2 separate regions of the Homo sapiens genome follow, and region 2 is linked to region 1. Evidence: chromatin loops called from intact Hi-C (ENCODE). Cell type or tissue: ovary. All regions are shown on one strand. Links, peaks and the distances in the headings refer to the core of each region. The heading gives the core; the rest is flanking DNA.

Region 1 (8,335 bases), core at 270-8,269:
ATTCTATTTCTTTTAAACTGACTTTGTGAGAGTTATATTGTTATTATTAGTTCTCTGATGTGGCATAACTCAGTATTTTTCAAATTCTTTGTTCCTCGCAGAAACTCAAAGATACAAATATTCAAAAAGCAAAACTGCCACCTTTAAAAGATAAACACTTCTAATATTTTAATGTATTTCTCCAGTCCCTTTCCTATGCATACTCGACATAGTTTTTTTAATTAAAAATGGGTTCACATGATATGTACTGTTTTAAATTGCTCTTCATATGTAATTATATATTGTGAACATCTTTCCATGGCATTTAAATGTTTTTCCATATGATAATTTTAATGATGTTGCACAGTCCTATCATTGGATATGCTGTAATTTGTTTAACCAATTTTTATGATGCCAAACATTTGAAGTCATTTACAATTTTTCACTGTTAAAAAGCAACAGTCTTATTCCTGCACCATTATACATGTGCAAGATGAGTTCTTCGGGATGTATTCCTAAAAATGCATTGTAAAATGAAAAGATACGCAGTTTAGAAATTTCACATTAACTGGCTCTCCGAAAACTTATGCTGATTCGAATTCCTGTGAATGTACGGCAGTGCCATTTGCTCAAATCTTTATTCAAGGTCTACAAACTCAACCTGGTTAATTGACTCATTTTAAACCTACACTCTCTGTGTTATGCAACTATTAAAAGATTAAAACTTCAGGTATTCATTCTATATCAAGAATTGGTAAATATCAAGATAATTCAATAAAATTTAGAAAATCAGTGAAATCATCACTAGTTGTAATTTTACCATTACCTATTACATTTTTTTTTTTTTTGAGACGGAGTCTTGCTCTGTCACCCAGACTGTAGTAAAGTGGTGCGATCTTGGCTCACTGCAACCTCCACCTCCTGAATTCAAGCAATTCTCTTGCCTCAGCCTCCCGAGTAGCTGGGACTACAGGCATGCACCACCACACCTGGCTAATTTTTGTATTTTTAGTAGAGATGGTGTTTCGTCATGTTGGCCAGGCTGGTCTCGAACTCCTGACCTCAGGTGATCTGCCTGCCTCAGCCTCCCAAGGTGCTGGGATTACAGGCGTGAGCCACCGCACCCAGCCTTATTACACTACTTTTAGGTCCACTACCCCTTGTTAAAAATCTGGAGATCTGTCCAGATGTGAAGGGCCATAATTATTCCATTGTTGAGAAAATGGGTGGGTTGTCACATCTGCATAGCTCTTTCTCTTGACCACATTTGCCTTTGTATGCTTACAAATATTTTTGATTTCTCTTGCAAATTACATTTATTCTTTAGTCCTTTGGGAGAGCTTCCTGTGGGAAAATTGGAGCACATTTAGAACCACACTAGGATTAATGTTAATTAGGGTTGCAAAGCACTACAGCTCCATGGAGGTACAGGAAGTGATCCCTTCGGCACGGACAGGATGGAGTGGAATTACAGAAATGTCATGGGGAGGTGAGACGGCTGCTTGATGGATGTGGTCCTGCACGTCCTCTCTGAGGGCCTGCCTTGGAGTTGCCTGGCTCGCCAAGTCACTACATTTAGCCTACAAGGAGCCAAGAGTTTTCTTCTTGTCTGGAGCCACAGGGCTCAGAATAGTGTTCTATTTTTATGATGACAACAAAACCTAAGTCAAAAGGGATTTATTGACTCACATACTCAAAGTCTCCGTGGCTTCAGGCTTGGCTGGTTCCAGGGGCTCAACAAACTCAGGATTTAATCTCAGCAGGAAAGTGGCAGGAAAGGAATATTATTGGCCACAGTGAGGTCACATGCCTATGCCTGGACTAATCACTGTGCCCAAGGGGACGGACTATGGTAATTGCCCAGGCCTGAGTTACATGTGCAACCTTGGGGCTGGGAGGGAGATGAGCCCCATCTGAACCACACAGCCTGAGAGTGGGGAAGGGTGGCCCTCCCAAAATGCAAGTCCTAGAGCTCAGTAAACCCTAATTTTGTTGTTGTTGGGTTTCTTTTTTTGTTTTGTTTTGTTTTGAGACAGGTCTCACTCTGTTGCCCAGGCTGGAGTGTAGTGATGCGATCTCAGCTCACTGCAACCTCCAGCTCCTGGGTTCAAGCAATTCTCCTGCCTCAGTCTCCCGAGTAGCTAGGACTACAGGTGCCTGCCACCACGCCCAGCTAATTTGTGTATTTTTAGTAGAGACGGGGTTTCACCATGTTGGCCAGGCTGGTCTCAAACTCCTGACCTCAAGTGATTAACTTGCCTTGGCCTCCCAAAGTGTTGTAAAAAACAACAACAACGACAACAACAACAAGGTCTCACTCAGTTGCCCAGGCTGGAATGCAACAATGCAATCATAGTTCACTGCAGCCTCAACCTACTGGAATCAAGTGATCCTCCCACCCCAGTGTCCCAAGTAGCTGGGATGATGGGCATGAACCACCTCACCCAGCTGATGAATTTTCTTCCAGCGTGTCCAGATCTCGTCGTTATGCTTCCCTGGCTTAGAGGAGGAAACCCCACTATTATCAGTGCAGGTGTCCCACTGTGAATATTCTCTAACACCTAACAAAATGACTATAATCATTTTGTCCTACTGTTTATTAAGATCTTCCAAGGTGACAAACCCATTAACCATCCCAGGAACACTGAGGGAAGTATTTTATCCCCGTTTTACAGATGAGAAAACTGAGGCTCTAGGGTTTAATCAGTTTGCCCCAGGTCATCCAAATGGCAGAGTTAGGATTTGAACTGAGACCTAGCTGTCCCCAGGGCCCTCTCTGAGCCACCACAGTGCTCTTCCTCTGTCTCTTGAGAAGGGGATTCCAGATGCCAAGACCCAGAGCCAACTACAGAGGGACACAGCACTGTCACTGGGTGACAGTCACCCCTCAGGAGCTGCCCTTGCAGGAGCTGTATCCATGGTGTGGCCCACACCGTTGTTCACCACTGAGTATTATGTAACTTCCTCCATCCATGTTGAAAGCAAACAGGGAATAACAACCAGGCTATTAGAGCTGATGATGGAACCTCAGGAACAGAATCGGATTGGCTGGGAAAGCCAGGACCTGCTGAAAACACTGGGATCCCTGCCATGAAAATTCATGTGCATTAAAGATGCCAAGGTGCTCAGGTCTGCATCAGCCCCCAGGCAGACCTCACATCTGTTCTGGAACGAGGGACACCACTGCATTTATTAAACACAACTGTTGAAGTCCCCCTGGGTACAGCATCCTAGAAACCACACCATCTATATTTCATTGTGATCATCACCTTGACATTTGTAAATTCATAATGTATAATGAACTAACCTGAAATGGAAATCTCTTATTAATTGCATAAAACAGAGAGTCTATATTAAAGATGAATAAATAAAACAAGATTGAGTTTGTAGACCTCAAATAAACTGGCCATGAAAAGAGCCTTTGTCCACGTGACTCCTTGGGATTTGAGGACTGGGCTGGTCGCTGAGATGGCTCTTGGAGAGGCCAGTGGCTTCCCTCATCGAGGAGGTCGTGCAGGCAGGTGCAAGGGCTCCCACCAAGATTGTGGATGCTGTTAGGTGTGACGCCTTTTGCTGATTTCTGCTGCAGATTTCAGAAACACGAGTGAGTCTCTGAGCTGGACATGCTTGCATTGCCTGAATTCCCAAGGTACATTGAGATGCTCTGGACACTCAAGGACATGCACGCCCCTGGACGCAGCATTGTGTGACATCTCTCAGAGGCCAGCTCCCGCCTCTGCTAACCGTCAGCATCGTCTCAGGGTCTCCCTAGTATGCACCATCACCGGGTTCCTGGGCTGGATGGAAAGGCACCTAGAGCTTTCCTCTACCCTCTGTCTTCCTTTCATGGCCATTGCAAAGGAAGAACATCAGAGTCACATCACACGTGACTTCTTTCCTTTCTAGTCACAAGTCCTGAGAGAATTCAGACAAGAGCGAGGTAACTGAGGCAGCAGACAGAAACTCCAGGCCGAGGAGCCCTGGCGTCTAGAAAGTAGGCAGGGTTGTTCTATGTAACCTTGAGTTTGTGGACAGGAGGGATGACAAGAAGGGAGAGTTGCTGGGCAGAGGCTCAGGAGCAGTGGGAGGGGAAAATGGAGAGACACTACCATCTAGTTCTACTAAAGGATGAGAGAACACTGTATCTGCCAGCTGTGGCCACAGTGATGCTGTGTAACAGACCAACAGGAAATTCAGTGGCTTCCACAATGACTTATTCTTGCTCACACATCTGCAGTTTGGCTGAGGATCCACTGATCCATGCCAGGCTCAGCTGGGCTTTTCTATGAGCTGTGCATTGGTTCCAGTGTCCAAGTGTTTCTCCTTCTCTTTGGGCCAGCAGATGAGCCAGGGCAGGGTCATCTCAAGGCAATGATGGAAACACAATAGGGCAAGCCCAACCACACAACCAGATTTCAAGGGTGTGCTTGCATCATGTCTGCTAATATCCCATTGGCCAAAGCATGTCACATGGGCAAGTGCAAAGCCAAGGTGAAGAAGGACATTCTGCCCTTAGTAGGAAAAATGGCAATATCACATGGCAAAGAGTGTGAATACAGAGCAAGATGAAGAATTGGGAACAACAGCACAGTCTACCAGAAACATATCCATACCATCCCTTGCAAATCACCACCAAGGCTGCAGCAGCTAGGACTTGGTTTAGCTATCAGTAACCAAAAAAAAAAAAAGGCTTAAACAAGATGTAACTTTGTTTCTTTCAAATTCTTAAAGTCCAGAGGTGGCCAGTATAAAGCAGGTATGATGCTGCATGGTGTCAGGAACCCAGATTCCTTCTATTTTGTTGCCTCCAGTTCCCAAGTCACTTTATAGTCCAAAGTGGCTGCTGAGCTCCAGCCATCACATTCAGATGCCAGCAACCAGGAAAGCAAGTAGAGAAGAGCACAGTTTCTCCATTTAAAAACACTTCCTGGGAGGGTAACACACACACTTTCATTTCATCCCATAGATCAGAACTTAGAACACGGTCACATTACACAGCAAGGAAGGCTGAGAGATGTACCTTTCTTTATTCTGGGTGGCCAGTTAGCATTAGGTTTCTGTTCGTATGCAAAAAGGAGAAGGGAGATTGGGAGAAAACAATCTTTGTCACAAAGGCCAGTAAGTAGGGCTGCCCCCTGCCAAACCTGCCTCTTGGCCATTGCATCAATTAAAACACTTTGGTTTGCAAGTAAAAGAAGGCCCGTGAAGGGAGGCTGTGTGAAGACAGGAATTTATTACATGAGTCCAGGGCTGCTTCACCAAACCCAAGGGCATGGGCACAGCCGGGTCTCTGGAGTGAGCTGGAAGCCAGGAATGGCTTTGTAAGAAGCACAGAAAGCCCCGTTCTGCTTCTCCAGTCTTCCCGCTGGATGCAGATGGGCATTCTTTAAGTCTCCATCAATGTGGCAAAGAAAACGGCCAGCAAGAGGCCAGAGTTAGCCACCCCTCTGGTCAAGAGAAGGCTGAGGCTGCCATCCCTTGGTCCTGGGGAGGCCACTGGAGGGGACATTCGTTCCTGACTGGCCAGTGGCATCCTCCTTATCTCTGTATCAGAGCTAAATCCCTTTGGAGAATCACCTCCCTCGGGGCTCCCTGCACGCTCCTAGCCAGGGGTGGGCATGCAGCCAGGTCAGACCCATGAGACTCTCCCTTTCAAACACATCCATTGTAAGCAGGGATGCAGGAATAGGGCAGGAGGAGCAAGCTCACCTGGTACCACCCACTTCCAGCCTGGCTCTCCGTTTTACAGATGAGTTTTACAGCAGGTCTCCTGCTGACTCCGTGAGCCTCCCCATAGCTTGCCACCATTATCCACAGTTTGATTTCTGTCACTTGCAACCAAATTATCCTGTCTGGCACGGATTACTCCAGCCTCCCTGGGCCAGGTATGCTGGGGACAGGGTCGCTGCTCCAACAGTTTCTGCGGTGACCACAGGATGGGGGAGGAGGAGGCAGAAAAGTCAATGGATGTCACATAGATGTCCCTCTCCATGTCCTTTGATACTGCCTCTTGGGAAGCCTTGGGGTGAAGGGGAAACAGCACAGGCTCCCAGGTCAGAAACTATCACAGTTCAAATCCCAGCTCTGCCACTCACTGGCTGTGTGATCTCAGGCAGGCAGCTCAGCCTCTCTGAGCCTCAGTTTCACCATTTATACAATGGGGTTGGTGATGGCTGTTATGTCTTGAGTTGGGCTGAGGCTTGGAATATGTCCACAGATAAAGTGCTTGGCACATACTAGGTACTGGGTAAGGAGCAGCCATTATTAACTTACTGGGTTTTACAGTGGGGGGCAAGGGATACCCACACAGGAATTTGCTTTGGGCCTTACCCTTCCCCCACCAGCCCACCCCCCCCACTCCCACTGCACTCCGTCCTCTAAGGCATGGGTCAGCAAAGTTTTCCGTAAAGGGTGAGACAATAGGAAATAGTTTAGGCTTTGCAAACCATACAACATCTCTGTTGTAGATTCTTCTCTTTTTTTCCATTTAAACGTACAAAAACCATTCTTAGCTCAAGGGCCTTTACAGAAACTGGGGATGGGCTGGACTTGGCCCATGAACTGGAATCTGCTGGCCCCTGCCTAAGAAACAGCTCTGCTCATCCCAAAATAACACCTCCAAGCAAATCTGTGAGAGCTCCCTGGACGTTATGGAGCAGCAAGCACAGCATGGAGAACAGAGAAAACCAGGGGGTCTGCCATCAGTCACGCCCTGGGGTATGGGTCTGCCATCGGTCACGCCCTGGGGTATGGGTCTGCCATCAGTCACGCCCTGGGGTATGGGTCTGCCATCAGTCACCCTCTGGGGTATGGGTCTGCCATCAGTCACCCTCTGGGGTATGGGTCTGCCGTCAGTCACACCCTGGGGCGTGGGTCTGCCACCCAGTCACCCACCTGGGGCGTGGGTCTGCCATCAGTCACCCCCAAGGGCATGAGTCTACCATCTGGTCACCCCCAGGGGTGTGGGTCTGCCATCAGTCACCCCCAGGGACGTGGGTCTGCCATCCAGTCACCACCAGGGGCATCTCAGATGTACCTGTTCCTTCTTCAGAACCAAGCAAGGGGCCTCTCAGAACACAACTAAAAATAACTGATTGGTGCAGCCCCTATCCTGTGCAAGACACTGCCCGTGAATGATTTCACCAAATCAAGATATGCTGGATCTATCCCCATTCTGCAAATGAGGAAGGTGAGGCCCAGACAGGTCAAGTAACTGGACTAAGATCACACAGCTAACAAGTGTCAGAACCAAGATTTGAACGCCAAGCAGTCTTTCTACTCCCATCCTTGTTTTCTCCTATCTTTGTGATTTACAGGACAAACTCACCTTCCATCCCTAGATGTGGATGCTCTGAACCTGACACTGGCCACGGGCTGACCCTGAGGTCAGGGCTGCTTGGCTACTGCCACCACCGAGTGCCCACCAGCCCCTGGGGCCCCCTTGGACTGGGCCAGGAGCCCCCTCTCCCTATTGAAGCAAGGCCTAATTTCCAGAGCTCTTCGGGAGATCTCATGCAGCTAAAAGGAGAGGCTGTAAACACTAAATATAACTGCTTGAAGCAGCGCTGACAGCTCCTTGCAGAACAGGGCCCTGATTATATAACGAGGCTGCCTGGGGAAGGGAGACTTGTGCCTGCTCAGGTTTTTCCAAAAGAAAAAAGAAAAATCAGATAAAGAAAGTTAAAACTGTTCTCCTTAAACCTCATTCATTCATTCCCTGGACAGAAACTTATTACGCCCTGACTGTGAGCCAGGCACTATCACAGGCACTGGGGATGTGACAGCGGATCTCACACACAAAATTCCCTGTGCTTGTGAAGCCGCCAGCCTAGTGCAGGGAGACAGACCATAACCAAATAAATAAGTAAACTACGGAGCAGGGTGGGTGAAAACAACTGCAAAGTCAAACAGGCAAAGAGTATTTTTAGAGTGGAAGGGGATGATTTTAAGCAGGGAAGGGAGTCTGCAAAGATGACATTTGAGCAAATGCAGAGAGTGAGAGAAGGGGCCACTCAGGGGTCTACAGGGAGAGGCTCTCGGGCAGTGGGAGCAGAAAGTGCAAAAGCCCTAAGGTGGGACCATGCACCCATTACAGAGGCACAACTGAAGACCCATGGCCAGAAGAAGAGCGCTCCCAGCAACCGTAAGACAAAAGTTGTAGCCACCAACAAGCAGGTGTGGTTGGGCTGGCTGGGGTATGGAAATGGCTCTCATGGGGAAGAAGAATGAGCACTGATTCATTCCTACTTTCTTCCGTAGGCAGAGTTCTAGGGCAGCCCCTAAGATTCCTGCCCTGTCTAATCCCCAGGGGGCTGTGAATATGATGAATTTTACACCTGTAATTAGGTTGTCATAG
Region 2 (8,335 bases), core at 67-8,066, 1.7 Mb before region 1:
TGAGATCATGAATCTAGTCTTGATTACTCCACCTTGGTCAGAAGGAGAATTTCGATCTGTGTCGTTTGCTGAGGTGAAAAATCCAGATTTTTGCAGTGGCATTGGGCCAGCACTGTGGCTCATTTGATACAGTTTCCATTCTGCCCAGTTCTCAGGACAGTTTTGAGGCACCACACTGTCACCTCTCTGTACTCTGTTTACCCACCCCCTCACCCGCCTGATTATTCTGCCTGTCCATCATTGCTTCTCCTTTTTTCTAGCAACTTCTTTCCATGTTGTCCTTTGAGGAACTGTCATTTGACCACTCTCCTTTCATGTGGAAATCCTTTGGAATTGGCATGATCATCAGAATGTGTCCTGCCCTTCCTATAAGGATGGCTTCAGAAATGCATATGTGACTGAACACATGTAACTACCAGTCCTCCAAGAGAAGAACGTGGTCCCTAATGGTTCCTGTGGAGGGAACTTTTGTGGAGGGTTCTTATTGCAGGCATTCAATTACGTGCCTCTTTCTGAAGTGACCACTGTGGTCAGGAATAGGAAGCTCCACTTCACCTGTGTATGTGTGGGGTCTGAGTATGATTTGCTAAACTGGTAGAATAAAAGCATGGCACTGTCACATTCATTACTAAATGGAGAGAGAATACGGCCAATACAGGAGAGAGAGAGAGACAGAGAGAGAGAGAGAATTTGGGAAAAGAAGGCAAATTCCTTAGGAGACTGTTGAGGACATTGAGGGCCTGGCTCAAGATATACCAGCAGTCAGCTAGTCCAAATTTTCCAGGTAAATTTTATTTCCTTTTTTTTTTTTTGAGAAGGAGTTTCGCTCTTGTTGCCCAGGCTGGAGTGCAATGGCGCTATCTTGGCTCACTGCAACCTCTGCCTCCCAGGTTCAAGCGATTCTCCTGCCTCAGCCTCCTGAGTGGCTGGGATTACAGGCGCCCACCGCCACACCCAGTTAATTTGGTATTTTTAGTAGAGACGGGGTTTCTCCACGTTGGTCAGGCTGGTTTCAAACTCCCGACCTCAGGTGATCTACCCACCTAGGCTTCCCAAACTGCTGGAATTACAGGCATGAGCCACCGTGCCCGGCCTTACTTCCATTTCTTATTGTAAACTTTGTATGTGTGTTTTTAAGCCAGAATGGTTGGGATTTAGTTATTGGTATATAAAATAATCCTAATATGACATTCACTGTGAAGCTGTTCACACTGCCCTTTGTTAGTTAGCCCTGCTTGTACAGGCATAGTGTGGGTTGCGGATTGTGCCAGCACCCAGAATACCCAGTCTAAAGCAGGAGTGAGGCCCCAGCCATCTCTGGAAGGGATGGCCTGTACAATTATTGTTTTTTTTTCTAAGAGTCCTGAAGCACGGCATGGAGTGTTTGGAAGTTAGGTATGCCCTTTACTTCACAAATAACAGCAATTATATTGGCCCCTAACTGCCTCCTTGTTTTTATTTGTTGAAACTGGATGAATTGAGGGGTGAGAGTGAAGGGCTCTCAAATCCTTAGGTTATGCAGAATGTGTACACTAAGACCTACTCTTAAATATCTTTTTTCCCTGCTTCCCTCTTGCTACAGAGAGAAAGCACAAAAGATTTTTAGAAAAGGTGATACTGTTGGCACAGGAGGTGGGGGAAAAATCCAGTTTTCCAACTTAGTGATCATCTGTTGCTAGTTATCTTTCCTTCTCCCAGATCTGGTTATCGGTGGATCACTGTGTCCTCTGAAGGCTCTCCCAGAGCTGTACTGGAGATTGCAGGGATATAAGGACCACTTCATAAAAGCTCACTTTTTTTTTTTTTTGAGATGGAGTCTCGCTCAGCCGCCCTGGCTGGAGTACAGTGGTGCGATCTCAGCTCACTGCAACCTCTGCCTCTCAGGTTCAAGTGATTGTCCTGTCTCGGCCTCCCAAGTAGCTGGGATTACAGGCACCCGCCATCATGCCCAACTAAGTTTTGTATTTTTTTTTTAGCAGAGACAGGGTTTCACTGTGTTGGCCAGGCTGGTCTTGAACTCCTGACCTCGGGTGATCCACCCGCCTTGGCCTCCCAGAGTGCTAGGATTACAGGCGTGAGCCACTGTGCCTGGCCAAAAGCTCACCTTTAATTCAGCTCTATCTAACTTGTTTCTCCGGTGCATTTGCTTTTCTCAAGGCATTGAGCTTTCTCCAGTGGCCGGAGCTGCTAATTAGTTATTGCAAGCTTCTTTCCTTAGGGGAGATAAAAAGGTTTTGATCAAATCAAAGTGCTTCTAATTCTGATTCATTTCCCTTGTTCTTGTTTCTTAAGTCCCCAGCTTAGAAGGGGGTTGGTTGATGCTTCCTTTTACTTCAAGCTGTTTCTTCTCTAATGTTAAATGGTAAATCCATACCTGATGTGTCTGTTATTGATAAAGTTCAGATGGCATTTCAAGTTTCTGCAGAAGCTTTCTCACTTTCTGTGTGAGCATTTTCTAAATGGAAAGATTCTTCCTTCCATAGGATGCTTTCAATTTGAGTTCTAAGAAATTTATTTATTAGATTTTTCTTTTTCTTTTTTTTTTTTTTTTTTTGGTTTACTATCTGTCTTCTAGTTTTTTTCCTCTAGGAGAAAGTGCTTACTTTAAAAGCACAGATAGGTTTCTCAAAAGGGTCTTTGCCTAATGGATAATGCGGTCTTCCTTTTATAATCCACTCTTTATATTGAATTTCAGATTTCCACCTTCTACATTATTTTCTATTGGCTGGTAGATATGTGATATTCAGAAAGGTTTCCATCAGACACTTAAACTAAATCTATCATTTAGGATTTGTGTTCTGTATTCATTAGAATTCCAATAATTTCCTTCTTTCTATTCAAGTCCTTCTCCCTTTCTTTCCAGCCTTCAATTTCTTGTAAAAGAAATTTTCAATGTTTTTAAAGATCAGAAAGTGTTTTCTTATGTTGTGAATTATTCTTCTGCCAGGCTCGTAAGCTGTTTTCACTCAAGTGACTTAGAATGGCCAGGCTTCATCTTACAGAAACCATATCTAACTTTGAAAATGACCCATATACACACTTCACCATGGAGAGAGGGGGCTCCCTTTTGGCTTATTTTCAACAAGGCCTCTTTTATCATTACACAAAGAGATAGACCTATTCAGATTAGTATTAACTGATGACAAACCCAGTGTATCTAACTCACTCAAAGAGCTGGCCTGTCTTGAAGGAAGCTCAAGGATTTCCTGGGTTTATGATCTAGTTAAACGTGTTAAGAATTTTACAATATTTTTCACTTTGTCAGATAGCCTTTTGATTACTTGCTTTGTCCATGTTAAATTATGTATTTTTTAAAGACTGTTAAGAAGGATTACTTACCATCATCTCCCCAGGAACCTAGAGGACCTGTGTATCCCCTGAGCCTTCAGACACCCCCATTGCTAAGGCAGAGCTGGGACTAAAGGCTTGTGGCCATCAGCAGACCTAGCGCAGTAGCCAAGGCCCTGCACGCCTGCCTTTGGTGGCCAGACACCAGCTTAGACACAAGACTACACTGGACCCTGGGGAATGTGGAGCTTGGAATGCAAACAAGCACCTGGCAACCAGGACAGGCTACCAGGGACTAGAGAACCAGGAGGCTTCATTGGGTAACAAAGTTCTTCCCAAGCATTCTCTTGCATTCCACCCGGGGAACAAGACAGCACCGGGTTTCACACTGGCAAGGCAGGAGGCTGTGTGCTGCCAGAACGACCAGCAGGGGGCGCAAAGGCCACGCCAGGCACCTGCTGGCCTCAGAGAAAACAGAAAGGGAACCAGGAAGCCCACTCCTGCTGTCCTTTCTCTGCAAGGAAATGTGCCAGGGCACTGCAGCCCAGACAGTCGGCAGTAGAGGACCCATGAAGGTCATTATCACTGCTTTTCCCTCCTCTTATTGAAGCTCTTCCCTCTGCAGCCCTGGAAGCCTGATCCTACCTACAGATGTCAGCGAAATCTCCCTCCCTCAGGGTCCCTGTCTAGTTTGTTTTTGACCCGGCCACAAATACTAGGACAGAAAAATAATGGACGGCACAAAGGTCTTTATTGTCTTTTGTTGGTCTGTTTTTATTTTTTTGAGGTGTTTTCCCATGATAACTAGTGTAATGGAAGCATAATGTATTTCACGTTGTAAACCAAAAAGTATCTGAGAAAAGACTCAATCAATTTAGAAGTTTATTCTGTCAAGGTTAAGGACATGCCTGTGACACAGCCTCAGGAGGTCGTGAGAGCACGTGCCCATGGTGGTCAGGCTACGGTTTGGCTTTGTACATTCCAGGGAGACCGAAGACATCAGCGGTCCAGAAAGGCAGGACAACTCAAAGTGGAAGCTTCCAGGTCATAGGCGGATTCAAAGATTGTCCAATTGGCAATTGGTTGAAAGAGGTTATCTAAAGACCAGATATCCAAAGAAGGGAAGGTCTGGGCTCAGATAAAGGGTTGTGGAGACCAAGATTCTTATCATGCAGATGAACCCTCCAGGTAGCAGGCTCAGAGAGGATAAATTGTAAATGTTTCTTATCAGACTTTAAAAGGTGTTAGACTCTTAAGTCAATTCTCTCCTGGATCAGGAAAAGTATTTTTAAAAATGTTTATAAGCTCAATTATTTTATTAATTTATTGTTAGTAACTTTGAGATCTGATTAAGAAATCTTTGCTAAACCCAAGATAGCAAGAGCTTTATCTTAGAAGCTTTATTCTTTTAATTTAAACACTTAGGTCTACAGTCTCTCTCAAAATCAAGTAATGGATCACTTCAGTTCCAAGTGTAACAATGAAAAATGAAAACCGTGAATTACCTCTTTCTCTATATTTTCACAGTATCTTTGTGCAAAGAAAGCAGCAAAGAGAATTAAGAGAATTGCATCATATAAAGAGTGAATTAAACCATCTAAAGGAGCAAAAATTCATCATCACATGGACAAGAAATTAAGACGTAACATCCATCTCACTATTTGCAAAGTGGCTTATTCCTACAGACAATGCAGATATGTAAAAAGGTTTTTCTATAGTTTCATCCTTTGTAGAACCTAAAGAGATAAGCCTACATTTTGAAATAAAATTTTTAAAAATCATGTAAAAAAATGACCTACTGTAGCAATGACATTTTGAAGACATCTCATAGAACATGAAGACCCCCCAGTATTATGAATTGATAACATGATTGCTTTCTTGGGCTGGAAGGATAATTTCCCTAATGGACATTAAAGCATTTGGATCATTATTTTCCATCTGGAAAGTGATAGTGTCCTGATTGTCTCAAGTAAGGGCACCCCATGAAACACAGGCCCAGGTCATGTCCTTCTCCAAATTTTCCTCCATTAAAAAAATCTAAAAAATAAACACAGCAAATATGACACCATAACTTATCTAAATTTTGCAAATTCATAAAGAGATCATTGATGCATACTAACGATGTGAATTTTAAAAATCTGATATGTAGTGCATGCACTTTGCAAACAAAAGTCAAAAAAAGGTGTACTTTTCTTCATGAATGCCATTTTTCATTTTCAAATTCCACTTTTTCTTCTTTTATTGCAACCACATTTATTACATGGCATACATGCATAGTGAGATCTGGAGATAAAATGCTGATATCTGCGGCTCAGACTTTCTATATTCTAGGGGGAACAAGTTTCCCCTAAATTACCTAAATTATCTTTACATATATAATTATGTAAATTTAGATTTTTTGTTTGTTTTTTAGAGACAGGGTCTTACTATGTCACCCAGGCTGGAGTACAGTGGCATGATCTCAGCTCACTGCAACCTCCATTTCCTGGGTTCAAGAGATCTTCATGCCTCAGCCTCTCAAGTAGCTGGGACTACATGTGTGTGCCACCACACCTGCTAATTTTTGTATTTTTATTTTTAGTAGAGATGTTATTTCACCATGCTAGCCAAGCTGGTCTCGAACTCCTGACTTCAAGTGATCTACCCACCTTGGCCTCCCAAAGTGCTGAGATTACAGACATAAGCCACCACGCCCAGTGATATATATATATTTAAATATTTTATTAATTAAAATATTAAATATTTTATATATTTAAATATATATTAAATATATATATTTTTTTGAGACAGAGTCTCACTCTGTCACTCAGGCAGGAGTGCAGTGGTACAATCTCGGCTCACTGCAACCTCCGCCTCCCAGGATCAAGCGATTCTCCTGCCTCAGCCTCCCGAGTAGCTGGGATTACAGGGGCCTGCCACCACACCAGGCTAATTTTTGTATTTTTAGAAGAGATGGGGTTTCATGATGTTGGCCAGGCTGGTCTCGAACTCCTGACCTCTTTTTTTTTTTTTTTTTTTTTGAGACGGAGTCTCGCTCTGTCGCCCAGGCCGGACTGCGGACTGCAGTGGCGCAATCTCGGCTCACTGCAAGCTCCGCCTCCCGGGTTCACGCCATTCTCCTGCCTCAGCCTCCCCAGTAGCTGGGACTACAGGCGCCCGCCACCGCGCCCGGCTAATTTTTTGTATTTTTAGTAGAGACGGGGTTTCACCTTGTTAGCCAGGATGGTCTCGATCTCCTGACCTCATGATCCACCCGCCTCGGCCTCCCAAAGTGCTGGGATTACAGGCGTGAGCCACCGCGCCCAGCCACTCCTGACCTCTTGATCCGCCCACCTCAGCCTCCCAAAGTGCCACCATGCCCAGCCTTTTAGGATCACTTTCTGCCAGCTTTTTAGACTCATAAAAGCATGCAGCTTCACAGATTGGTTTCATAAAGACAATTTTTAAGTTTTATGTCTATTATTATATGATACCTGTGATGTTTGGAAAAAGGGGAGCCATTGATCATTAAGACACATCCAACTGAGACTTCCCTTTCCATACCAATGACAAAGGATGGCATTTGCCAAAATGGCAAAGATGACGCTGACAGTTTCATGAAGTGCCCGCATAGCCAACAGGATGGCTTGTAAAAGATTTAGTAAATAACTCACCCCCAATCCTGAAACATCTGCAGCAATCTTCAGGGATCCAAGCAACTCCTCAGTGGTCTTGAGTCTTTCTTACGTCTCCAGAACTCTGCATGTCTGAGCCAGTAGCATCTTTCACTCTTGGCCCCATGCAAAACTCTTGCCCCTACGCATATACATAATCAAGCTATTAATGCAAATGAGCAAAATGGGAGCCATGGCCTCAGCCACTAAAATGCTAAGTTTTTAGGTAATTTGCGCTCCTGATTAGAAAGTAAGAAATATTTGTCCTGTTTGTCTTATCATCAAATGGGGACAATCTGGAAAAAAGCTTTTACTCAGGTTCATAGGAAAAAGGAAAGTTAATTTTTTAGAGATTCAACCTCTTTATGCCTTTTCAGATTAAACTTTTTTTTTTTTTTTGTGAGATGGAGTCTCAGTCTGTGGTAGCTGGAGTGCAATAGCACAGTCTTGGCTCACGGCAACCTCCCCGTCCCAAGTTCAAGCGATTCTCCTGCCTCATCTTCCCGAGTAGCTGGGATTACAGGGGTGCACCACCACACCTGGATAATTTTTGCATTTTTAGTAGAGTTGGGTTTCACCATGCTGGCCAGGCTGGTCTCAAACTCCTGACCTCAGGCGATTGGCCCTCCTCAGCCTCCCAAAGTGCTGGGATTACAGGTGTGAGCCACTGCAAGCGGCCGATTAATCACTTTTTAAAATTGTTTATCTTACTTTCACTTTCTGCAAAAAGAGCATTAAGTGTGTGGAAGAAAGTTAATGCATGTCTATAAATCTAAATGTCAAATTACACAGATATTTACTTTTTCTTGTTTTCAGCAGCTGGAAACCTAGGAGCAGAAGCCCAGCATAAAGATCTCTGAAAGCCTGGATGCGTGGATTCCTCTCTTACTTCCCAAAACGGTGGGGTGGAAATGTGAATATCAGCATGATGCACAGATCTCTGCAGATGTCCAGCGAACTGAATTTCTAGACGCTATAATCTATGTTCTTTCCCAACCCCCACTTCAGTTTACATATCGCAGGCCATAGATCCTGTTTGTTGAAAAGCGATCAGCTAGAAAACAAGAGTGGTTATAACCTGTGCTGCCCAGTGATCAGGAAAAGAGAGCGGATGAAACTTCCATGACTTTCTGTTAGTCTGATTAATATCCATGCCAAATGTAAGATTAGTTAAAAGGCCTTATTGCTTCCCACCAAAATGTTCCTTCACTAGCTATATACTACACTGAAATGTAAAGTTATGGGTATGTTTAACAGTTTAATTTGTCAGTGGGCATCCAACTCTTCTATTTGTGTTTTTACTTTGAGCTTAATTGGAGCAGACAAATAGAGGTGACCTCTAACTGTTTTCTTCCTGAAGCCATTTTCAGGGCAGAAGTGCTTTACCCACTTCA

The links. Hi-C counts contacts between places; a loop is a spot of excess contacts. Peaks named below come from ENCODE experiments on the same cell type or tissue, not always from the same donor. Only the 100,000 strongest peaks of a DNase experiment are listed, where the experiment ranks them.
Region 2: a loop joins it to region 1, with 5 times the contacts of the local background. A loop is called at or near these places in 54 of 110 quality-filtered maps.

Annotation. Positions count from the first base shown.
Region 1 is chr12:125,171,864-125,180,198 of GRCh38, reverse strand. No RefSeq gene overlaps it. Among named protein-coding and RNA genes, the nearest start is that of TMEM132B, 10 kb to the left of the region's middle. In ovary, for the core only: no CTCF peak of the experiment used is centred there; no DNase peak of the experiment used is centred there.
Region 2 is chr12:126,869,985-126,878,319 of GRCh38, reverse strand. It overlaps LINC02372 (long intergenic non-protein coding RNA 2372), which reads left to right and starts at 3,630. Exons shown (of 3, transcript NR_033970.1): 1 at 3,630-3,863; 2 at 4,816-4,994; 3 at 7,758-8,335. It overlaps LOC105370061 (a long non-coding RNA gene), which reads right to left and starts at 3,516. Exons shown (of 3, transcript XR_945511.3): 1 at 3,340-3,516. In ovary, for the core only: a CTCF peak has its summit at 3,737 (motif pointing right); a DNase peak (open chromatin) is centred at 3,730.